Regions from separate parts of the Mus musculus genome. Here region 1 is linked to region 2. The links are chromatin contacts, found by Hi-C in ENCODE. All regions are on one chromosome and are shown on one strand. Each heading gives the region's core, a stretch centred on a gene start or an enhancer-like site at or near the end of the contact. The rest is flanking DNA. Distances are from core to core; before and after follow the strand shown. Region 1 overlaps Scarf2 (scavenger receptor class F, member 2). Region 2 holds the start of Smpd4 (sphingomyelin phosphodiesterase 4).

What was found. A loop is a pair of places that touch in the nucleus more often than their neighbours do.
Region 1: a loop to region 2 is called in a map of heart, with 3 times the contacts of the local background. The contact joins the enhancer-like site here to the promoter of Smpd4 in region 2. A Hi-C loop is called at or near these places in 1 of 37 maps with a recorded cell type or tissue (heart).

The regions. Positions count from the first base shown.
Region 1 is chr16:17,806,716-17,812,424 of GRCm38, reverse strand. It overlaps Scarf2 (scavenger receptor class F, member 2), which reads right to left. Exons shown (of 11, transcript NM_153790.3): 11 at 4,132-5,673. The coding sequence ends at 4,841. Among named protein-coding and RNA genes, the nearest start is that of Scarf2, 12 kb to the right of the region's middle. RefSeq lists an enhancer at 1,272-3,214. Within about 2 kb of position 2,621, at least 2 of the 3 ENCODE cell types and tissues checked have a DNase peak (open chromatin) inside an H3K27ac peak, as active enhancers do; they include heart, where a contact is called at or near this core.
Region 2 is chr16:17,617,545-17,622,731 of GRCm38, reverse strand. It overlaps Smpd4 (sphingomyelin phosphodiesterase 4), which reads right to left and starts at 3,378. Exons shown (of 19, transcript NM_001164610.1): 1 at 3,298-3,378; 2 at 1,207-1,290. The coding sequence starts at 1,245.

The DNA of each region.
Region 1 (5,709 bases), core at 1,372-3,871, 190 kb before region 2:
CTCAGTGTCCTCTCCTAGCAATACAAACTGCTGGGTTATTTTTCTGCTAGGACTATTGCACACTCTTTTCTGCTCCAGATGTTTCTGCGGTTCACCACTAGATGGCAACATCAGAATACTTCTACCTTGCTAACAATGAATGGACTTCAATCTTTTCAAAAAGGTCCTATCTCTAGCCCTAAAATAGCAATGGTGTCCTGCCACACAAGGGACAGCAGTGAGATTGGAATGCCAAATGTCGTGCCTCTAGAATGGATGCTTTAAACACTTGTGTTTTGAAGTGTACAGAAAAGCAATAATAAAAAGCTACTATAAACTGGATGTTGTACGCACTTTTAATCCCAGGAGGCAGAGGCAGGTGAAGCTCTGTGAGTTCAAGACAAGCCTAGACTACACAGAGTTCCAGGACAGTCAGGGCTATATAGTAAGACCCTGTCTTTAAAAATTCAGGCCAGCCAGGGCTATACAGGGAAAGCCCTGTCTCGAAAAACAAAAAATTAAAAAAATAAAAATAAAATGAGAATTATAAAGCCACTGAACACAGCTTAGGGATATGTTCCTTAGGAACATGGCTTAGTTGGTAGAGTGCTTGCCTGGCTTGAACAAAGTCCTGAGTTCAATCCCTAATAAACCAGGTATGGTGAATGGCGTGAATCTTAGCAGCTTGGGGGGTAGGGTATCAGAGGCACAAGTTATCTTCAGCTACAAAGCTAGTTCAAGGCTATCCTGGACTATGTGAAACACCATCTTGGGGGGGGGGAGCCACTGGGGTCCCATGTTGCTGTGTGCAGTAAGCAGCTCTGGACCACTGTGTTCACTGATCCTTCGGTACCCACCCACCCCCAGTAACCACACTCCAGGGGTTTCTGGAGCTTTGATGACTAAGAAGCAACAAGTCTTCATCAAATCTTTGCAAAGATTCAGCCCAAGTCTTTGCAAAGATAAGAAGACCTGGCCGGGCAGTGGTGGCGCACGCCTTTAATCCCAGCACTTGGGAGGCAGAGGCAGGCGGATTTCTGAGTTCGAGGCCAGCCTGGTCTACAGAGTGAGCTCCAGGACAGCCAGGGCTACAGAGAAACTCTGTCTTGAAAAACAAAAAACAAAAACAAACAAAAAGAAGAAGAAGAAGAAGAAGAAGAAGAAGAAGAAGAAGAAGAAGAAGAAGAAGAAGAAGAAGACCCGTCACCTTATCCTGATCAACTTTCTTTTCCCTCTGTCCCCCTTGTTTTGTCACTATTGCTTGCTTTGTTGGTTTTGGGTGAAGCTGGGACACTGTGCATGCTACACTCCCTGCTCTTCTGGATCACAGAACTCAGATAACTTCCAACACATCTGGCTGTGTTTCAGGGGTGTGTACACCTCCAGGCTCAGTTGGGTACTGTGTGGCCGTGCTGCACATGTGTGTTAATTATGGACTGAATATGCTTTTCTGAGCCTTTTCCGTGTGTTTGCATATCAGGCGTGTGGTAGTCAGTGTCTTCCTATCAAGTCGGCTTTGGTAGAAGGTGTCCCTGTTACAGGTCATGTCACTGTGACTTTGTCTGCTGTGAGTGTGTTTCACTAACAGAGCTGTAATGGTGGCAGAGGGGTGTCTCTCAATGTTTTTGTCGGGTGACAGTGGTATGGATGTTGCAAGTTTAGACACAGTCTCCTGAGCGTGGTGAAGTGCTGGGTGTGTGCTGGCATTTTGTCTAGTACAATGGTATGCGTTACAGAGGACATGTTTGTCTCCTGTTTCTATGTGTAATGGCTGTGTGTGGGATCAGAACTTGCCTCTTTTTTCATTGCACCATGAATTGTGTGTATGCATGCTTCAAGGGATTTGGTTTCCATGTGCTAGGCAGCACATGTGATTCATATGATATAATATGATATATGATTCTTTCACCATGCCTGAAGTGCATGTGTTGTAGGGTGTATTATGTTCCCAAGTCTGTTAGATTTGCTGTGTATCCCTTGCCCTTCGTTTATGTGTTCTGAGGGCTGAAAGTCCTCTTTGCATTGCAGTGACTGTCTCCACATGTGTGTGGCAGGGTATATGTCCCTTGGTCTGCATGTGCAGTGCCGTAGTACATCTGTGTTAGACATGAAGGTCCATTTCTGTCTAGCAGACTGTGTGTCTAGGTGCCTCTGTGTGTCCCAGGGAATTATGGAGCCATGAGTATTTGACCCTTTTAATTTGGATGCAGTTATATGTAGGGTACATGCTGCTGTGTGTTTGTTCTGTGTTTCTGGGCCACACTGATTTGTCACACGTGTGTGTTTTGCATTGTGTTGTATTTCTGTGCATCTAGTGGCAAAGGTATGTGTGCCACAAGACAGCAACTGCTGGTGTGTGCACATGTATAAGCTGTCTGGCACAGCCTGGCCTCTCTGAGTGATGTGTGCTACATCCTGCTGGAAACCAGACGGAGCCCAGGCCCCTCTCCAGTCCCCACATTCCTTTGTGCTCTGTGTTACAAAAAAATATTTGCGTTTTCCACGACTCATAATTTTTCCTCCTCAATCACTACCAGATGTGAGCTCTGTGGTCCCCGTCCCCATGGCAACAGAGGTTCCAGCAGTCGTGGTTCTCTTTTGTGGCGCCTGCCCTGGGAGCTGGCACTAGTGCAAGCCCAGAGGGGGTGGGGAATACTGGGTGGTGAAAGACATTTAAGGGGAACTCTCCTGGGGGACAGGCGGCAGGGCTGGTTGATGATGGACAACACTGGTCTCTGTCCAGGAGGGGCCCACAGAGAGGTTCCTGCAGGTCAAGCTTCCTGGACAGTGGGAGGAGAGGCCCCAGGCCAGCACTGAGATATTCCTGAACTGCCCAGATCATACCAATCTAGACTAGGGAGATGGAGGACTAGTGTAAGGAATTGAGTGAGTGGCCATTGTGGAAGGATGGCTTGGTAGGGGCACAGAGTGGGCAAGAGTGGGGCCTAACAATGTTCCACTCTACACTGATTGTCCTGCCTTGGCCTCTGTCGCTTTCTGCCTGACACTGAGCCTGACTTCCGCCCCAGCAGCTAGTATGACTTGGTGCCTCAATGGATCAGAGGCCAATCAAACCACAAGACCACAGCAGGATGGTGCCTTGCTGGCCAAGGGAAAGCATCTGGCACAGAGACAACAGGGCTGCCAACCACATGTTGCCCAGCCAGGCCAGCTTGAGGCACTGTGTCCATCAGCTGCTCTGGACGCCATCACCACTCTGGTGGCTGAATCCCTGTATGGGACCAAAGCTGTCCTCGAAGTAGTACTTGTCCAGAGAATAACTGGACTGCCAACACTGGAGATACTTGAAGCTAGGAGGGTGTTGACAGAGTGAAATTTTAAGCTGGGCATAAGCAGATAGGAGAAAGAGCTGGAGAGCTGGCTCTGAAGCTAACAGCATTTTAAAAAAAAAAAATATATATATATATATATATATATATATATATATATTGGATGTCCAGCATCCTCATGGCTTCACACTTGGAAAACCAGGGCAGAAGTTCAAGATCATACCAGGCTGCACTATGAAGCCCTGTCTCAACAACCAAAAGAGACTAGAGACAGGAAGAGAGTCTGCTAGAGGCAGGGGGCTAGAAGGAACCAAAACAGATGGCTTTCAGAAACTAAGGTCAGTAGGAACCCTAAGGTTCAGGTTCAGAAGGGTCAGTTAGGAGCATTCCAGGAGGGGTGAAGGTGCTAGGATGGGGTGGGACAGACACAAATGGCTCCAGAGAAGGCCAGGCAGGCTGTCTTCCCTCTGTTCCCCTCCTGCAGCATGTGGAGATGAGATAGGAAGGGTTTCATTCAGGACATGGTACCTAAGGGAGCAAGCAGGCTCTGTGCAGTAACAGGCTGCTTTGTGAGGCCTGGCTGGAGTCTGGGTCCATTGTCCGGTGTCCCTTGCCCTCACCTCTGTCTCACCAGAAACAGTTCTGACCTCTGGATCCCCCCCAGCTCAGATCCCCGCTTCTTCCAAGTGATAGTTCAGGACTGGTGGGTTAGGCACACTTTTTACTTCGTTCCTGGAAACCCACACCGGGAACTTCAAGGTTCCATTCAGCTGGAGGAGCCCAGAGGATGTTGCATATAGGTTCCATAAGAGGTCATCTTTGCTCCACAACCTCCTGCAGGAAGTAATTAGAGCACTGGAAGTGGGGAGAAGCATTTTATTAAAGAAAGCTTTGGCCTGCTATGAGGAGCCCATCCAGAAGGTCCCAGATGGGATGAGAGAAGCCCTGCCCAGGGCCTATAAATACATCTAAAGCCACCAGAGTAGGCCCTGGGGTTCCCTCGTGGGGTGATAGGAGGCCATCAAAACCAGCTTGATGGCTGAGAGACCAGGGCTGGCGTGCGTGGGAAGGGGACAAGCCAACATGGGCTGAGCCCCCTGCGAAGAAGAGACCAGCTCTTCTCCCCAGGTTCGGGCCAACCAGATACTCTGGAGCCCAGTTTATGGACGCAACCTCTTTTTGTCTTCAGAGAAAAAGACCCTTCAGCCATAGGCACCAGGCCTTGGCAAATGAGAGGCAGCCAAGAGGCAGAAGCGCTGCTGGCATCGGCCAGTGACAAGGTAGCCCTGCCAAGAACACTCTTCTTGGCCAGTAAGAAGTCTGTAGGCTCTCCAAGCCATGGCCAACGAGACAGAGATTACTAGAAAAGCTCCACAACTTTGCTAGTGGGAGCGGGTAGCCAGCTAAGTGTCTGCGAGGCCCGAGAGCAGATCCAACCAGGCCGCGGCTGCTTGAGCCTAGGCCAACCAGACGCAGGCTTGGGCGGGCGCTGGGCTTTGGGGGCCAATGAAATGCCTTCGCTGCGGCCGCGCGGGGAAATGGTGGTGAGAAAGCCTCCTGGGGCTGCGAGCTTAGGAAGCTCCGGGGGCCGTGCCCGCCCTACTCGGCTCCCCCGCTGCCTCCCTGCTCTTCTTCCGAGGCGGTTTCTGGATGGGGGTTTTCTTCCGAGGGGTCTCGGGCGCAGGTGCGCTGGCCGCCGCCTTCTCTGACCCCGAGGCCTCGGACGCCGAGGCTGTGCGGACCGTCGCGGCGGGGAGCACGGAGCGCTTGGCCTTCTGCGGCGGCGGCGGCTTCTCGGCGCGGCCTAAGCTGCGAGTCTTGTCGCGCAGCTCAGCTGCCAGCATAGAGGCGGCCTCGGGCGCGCTGCGCGGGGGACCTCCCGCGTCCGTTGGCTCCGAGAGCCCCAGGCCGCGGCCGCGCGCTCGGGCGCGGGGTGGCGTGGGTGAAGCCGGGCCGGGGGCCTCCTCGGTCAGTCCGGGGGGCTGCACCGACGAGTTGCTGGGGGTCCGTTTCCTCCCGCTAGGGCTCGGCGCAGCCTTGCGGCCTGCAGGCGGAGGCGACGGTGCAGCGGCAGCGGCGCTGTGCTTGCCGTGGATCCAGGACACCTTAGGCTTGGTGGCAGGGTCTGGTGGTGGCGGCTTCCTGCGCTCGGGCGATGGGGACAGTGACAAGCCCCCAGCCTCATTTCGGGTCCGGGCCGGCCGGGCCTCGCGCCGGGCCACACGCGCGTACAGCGCCCCGCTCGGCCCCTCCACGCTTGATGCGGAGCGCTCGCTGTCTGAGGATGCAGGGAGGACCGCTGCCTCCTCCCCGGGCGTCGAGGTGCCCGTGGGCTCTAAGGACACAGCGGCCACCTCAGTGAGAGCGGCAGTCGCTTCCAGGTCTCGGCTGTCGGCAGTCGCTTCTAACAAGGGAATGACAAGCTAATCACAGCATTCAA
Region 2 (5,187 bases), core at 2,129-4,628:
CAGCAACCACATGGTGGCTCACAACCATCCATAATGAGATCTGATGCCTTCTTCTGGGGTGTCTGAAGACAGCTAGAGTGTACTTACCTATAATAAATAAATAAATCTTTAAGCTTTAAAAAAAAAAAACAGAATAGCCATGGTTACACAAAGAAACCCTGTCTTGAAAAACAACAAAAACAAAAACAAAAATCATCTGGCAACTGCAACGAAGAATCTCTTTCTATCTGCTTTCCCAGCTTCATATTCTAATACTTAACATAAAGCCCTAACAGGGAGCAGCATCCCTCCGTTTCCCTGACAACAACTATAGTTAGAACATTTCACACATTCACAGAGCTTCTGCATCATGACCGCTCTGGTAAATGTCCTTCTCACTTTGGAAACTAAGGAAAATAACATTTGCATCAATTATTGTTTTGGGTTTTTTTCAATTATTGTTTTGTTTTTGTTTTCAGATGAAGTTTGACTGTGTAGCTATGGCTGACTTGGAATTCACAATGTAGAACCTGCTGTCCCCAGCTCATGGAGATCCACCTACCTCTGCCTCCCAAGTGCTGGGATTTAAGATGTGCGCCACCTTGGTCATGAACTCTTAATGACCTTCCTGTCTCAGCCTCCCCAGTACTGGCTGAATCAATTATCTTGGTAATAAGAAAATCAGAGTTCAGAGACTGAACACACCCAATATCCTGCACTCAGAAGGCATGGTAAGCATTCTAATGCTGATCTGGTATTCTTTACTAGAAAGAAAGAAAGAAAGAAAGAAAGAAAGAAAGAAAGAAAGAAAGAAAGATAGATAGATCGACCCAGTCGAGAGTTTTTGAATCACCGGCCCACAATGATCCCAGTTCATGGGAAGCTGAGGCAGGAGGGATTTGGGTTCAAGAGCCAGGTGACACACACCTTTAGTGCCAACACTCAGGAGGCAGAGGCAGTTGGATCTCTGTACATTCAAAGCCAGTCTGGTCTCAGAGTGAGTTCCAGGACAGCCAGGGCTACATACAGAAACCCTATCTCAAAAATAAATAAATAAAATAAACCACACCCACCCACACACACACACACACAGACACACCCACACAAAAACCAAAGAAAGGCAGCTTGTCTCGTAAAAATGAGTCCTTCAAATCAGTGGGAAAAAGTTTTAAGTTCCTCAGCTATAGAACCATCATCATCAACCTTCCAAAGGCAGGTGACACTTACCAGAAGGAAACTAGGCTGTTGTAGGTGAGGGAACGCCATAGCAGACTCCCAGGGCCGGCAAGAAACGGCTGCCTTAGGGAACCACTGTGGAAAAACAAAGACAAAATCTCAATATCTTCTATACCACAGAATTTCAGGATGCCCAGGAGAACATTTGAACTCAGCACAAATTACATCACATATTCCTTTGATTTTTAAAATGCAAACTCATACAGATCACAGTAGCCAGCTTCAGAACTAGCTTTGTGGTGGCAACTCCTTGATAATGCTTCTATAGCACTTGTTAGATGCCAGGATGACACTAAGAGCTTTTCATTTATTTCCTTACCTAATCACCAGCAACAGGCAGAATTCCTGACTAACCCCCAAGACTCTTCTTGCTTGTCAATTCAATCAAACACTCATCTAAGTGCTATTCTAAAGAGACTTTAAAAGAACCAACTACAGTACAATGTCAGTGGACTTTAAGACATAGAGCATAGCTTAGCAAGAATTCAAGACCTCAAAGAAACTGGATTCTGGCAGCATCTTGAATAAGCCTGGAATCATATTCTTCCCTAGAGCCTGAAGATTAAAGCAAGTCTTGATCTGGACCTTCTAATACCCTAGTGCCTGCCTGAACTGGTCACTATGTGACTATGGGAAAACAAACACAAAGGGGGCTAGGTAAAGCACCACTAGGAAATACATCTTCACAGCCCACAAGGCTGATGCAAATCAGGAAACAAGGGTAAAAAACAGCAAAAGACTTCTCAGCACCCACCTAGCAATCAGCAGAGCCAAGAGTCTAGCAAACTCCTTACAAATCTCGTGTCTGTAAGAGAAGGGTGAAGCAAGTAATGTGTGCTTCTTGCGACAAATGAAGAAGTTCTATGAAGGAAGAATTTGAACTCACCACCAAAAATTAGGCATAGCCCTGCAGCTTCCTACCTCCCAGTGCCTATGGTAAGAAACACAAAACAATCAAGAGCTGGAAAGAGCAGAGAGCCTACTGTGTGCCACCGATGGACTAGTGATAGCTTTTCTGTCTCAGCCCTGCTCACTACAGGAGAAAAGGTGCTAAGCTGGCAATGCCAGTCTGCAAGGAGAGAAGCCAGACAGTAGGAGTTTAAGGCAGTTGTGGTTTTGAAAGACCACCAATCTTTGCCATGTGGCAAGAGAAACAATTCTTAGGTTTTGGGTTTTGTTTTGTTTTTTTTTTTCCAATTCTTAATTCAGTCTCAGTGTTAAGGAAAACTGAAAATGTTTCAGTCCTGACCTACATTGCAAACTACCATGAAATGATCAGGGCAGCATAAAATTGTGGACTACTCGATAAGGGCAGAGATCTAAAGGAGACAAGAAGTCAACTCTCTCCTCAGAAGAAGCAGACAGTTGAAAAATCAGAGATGTCTAACGAAGGTCTTTCCACGATTCCACGAATAGGGCAACGACACTGATACTCTTGCTTTTAGGCCCTGTCACCCACGCCCGAAGCCAGCGTGCATGCAGTGCCGAAGGCCTTTGCTTCGGTCGACCCCTCAAAGTCCACTTTCTTCAAGAACTGCTTGCGACTGTTTTTGAGGTTTCTAATGACTACGAACTCCAGCCAAGCTTAGCGCGCCACTGTCAAGAACTCCCTCGGCTGACTCTGAGAAGCTGCGGCGTGCCCTCATTTGTTGATCACAACTTCCTATACCTCCAAAGTTTCGAGACTACCCTATTACATTACAGAGGAGGAAACTGAGGCTCGGGAAAGTCGCAAGGTAGAACCTAAACCCACAACGAGTTCTACTACCAAACATCGCTAGCTGAGCCCAAGGTTCAACTTTCCCTCCAAGTCCCCCTCCCTCAACTCTCACATCGAGCGTTCATCCACCCCCTACCCGGACCGTCTGCGAGGACCACGCAGGAAGGCGGCAGAAAGCCATGACCCTGGAGAGCGGCGTGAGGTTGCAGCCGGGCCCTGGGCTCCCGGCCGGCCCCGTACAGGCCGAGCTGTCGGGAGGCCCAAGTCCCCCACAGCTCGAGGAGGAACGGAGCCAGCCTCGGCGGGGACCCGAGAAAACCGCACGGTGCTGGGCTGCCTCGCGCGCGGCTCCCGCCACTCACCTGCCGTGCTGATAGCACAAATCTCGAGCTTCTCAGAGAAGGGAGCCGCCATTCGGACACTCGGCGCCTAATGTCGTCATCAAGCTGCGCCGGGTGCCACGCCCCCTTAGTTTGGCGGGAATCCGAGAGGATCAAAGTAAGGTCTGAAATACAGAAGACAACAGGAATACGCGTCTAGAAAAATAGATATAGGCAAGACTTTTCAACACTGTACTTCACTGACACAGAAATAGCCTGGAGAATTAAAATGGGACTACATGAAATGAAAAGTTTCTAGAAAGAGGTTGTTGCCCTGGTGACACACGCTTTTAATCCATGCGTTCTGGAGGCAGAGGCAGGCAGATCTCTTGAGTTCAAAGCCAGAGGTTCAAGATAGCCAGGATTACACAGAGAAACCCTGTCTTGAAAAGACAAACAATCAAGCAATCAATAATTGAAACTTCTTTGAAAGAATTCTTCCTGGTTAAGAACCAACAAATATACAAGTACACAAATAACACCCCCACCCCCAATAAACCAGGTGTTGGTGGCAGCACACGCCTTTAATCCCATCACTAGGGAGGCAGAGGCAGGCAGGCAGATCTCTGTGATTCTGAGGCCAGCTTGGTCTTCAGGGTGAGTTCTAGGACAATCAGGGCTACATAAACCCTGTCTCGAAAACAAAACAAAAATCCTCATACTTCTTAAGCTAATAAAAATTTTAAAAGTTGTTTTTTTAGAGCCCTTAAAGAGTGCTTCAAGGAAGAAACCTGCACAAAATAGATAAGTACATGCAATCCTAAATACCCATCATCCAACAGGATTTACCAAGTACCCAGCATATGCCAGGCACGGTTCTGGGTGCTGCTACCTAAATCCGTCTATCAGGGATCTGATCGTCAGGCAGCGGACAGCTTTCCACCACACCATTCCCATGGCTAACATACTGCCCTATTCACATTAAGCACTCAGAACAAGTCAAGCAAGTATGTAAAAACCTCTCGGGATGCTTGCCCTGGGTTGTTGGAGCCGCTACAGACTGGGAGCTGCAGGGCCTGGCAAGGAAAGAGGTGGCCAGTAGCTGGCGCTGTGGAGGCTCCTCACCTGCTAGACTGCAGCGAATTCTGCAGGGTGGAAGGGAATTGGGGTGGGGAGTGGTGGTCAGGGGAAGAGGCGGGAGAGGGAAGTGGAGGAGGTACGCGGGCCCAACACTCACCTTTTTCAGGGTGCTCGACTGACAGAGGCTAGACTCAGGGCTTTCACAGGTCTGGGGGAGGCCACGCTGCAAAAGCTGGGCATGAAGGGAAAAAGGTGCTGAGCACCAAGGAGATGGGCTGCATGGACTTGGGCAGGTTGCAAGTCCCTGCAGACACGCCTGCTTTGGAACTCTTCCAAATCTCATCTGCTACTCTGAAAAAGCCCCACCACAGCACGATACATACTCTGTCCATGTTCTCTCTCTCTCTCTCTCTCTCTCTCTCTCTCTCTCTCTCTTCCTCTCTTGTCCCAAATATTTATATTTATTTTTCTGTTCCCATACCTTTCCTTTTCTTTTTCTTTTTTGTTTTTTCGAGACAGGGTTTCTCTGTGTAGCCCTGGCTGTCCTGGAACTCACTCTGTAGACCAGGCTGGCCTCGAAGTCAGAAATCTGCCTGCCTCTGCCTCCCGAGTACTGGGATTAAAGGCATGTGCCACCACCACCCAGCTCCCCACTTTATTTTTGTTGTTGTTGTTTTGTTTTGGTGTTGTTGTTTTATGGGTTTTGTTTTGTTTCTTTTCTGGAACTCACTATGTAGACCAGGCAGGCTTCAAACTCTGCCTTCAGGGTGATGGGATTAAAGGCTAGGTTTTCAGGACCATGACCCAGATAGCCACAGTGGACAAGTCTTGGACAAGTCTTGGAACAGGTCT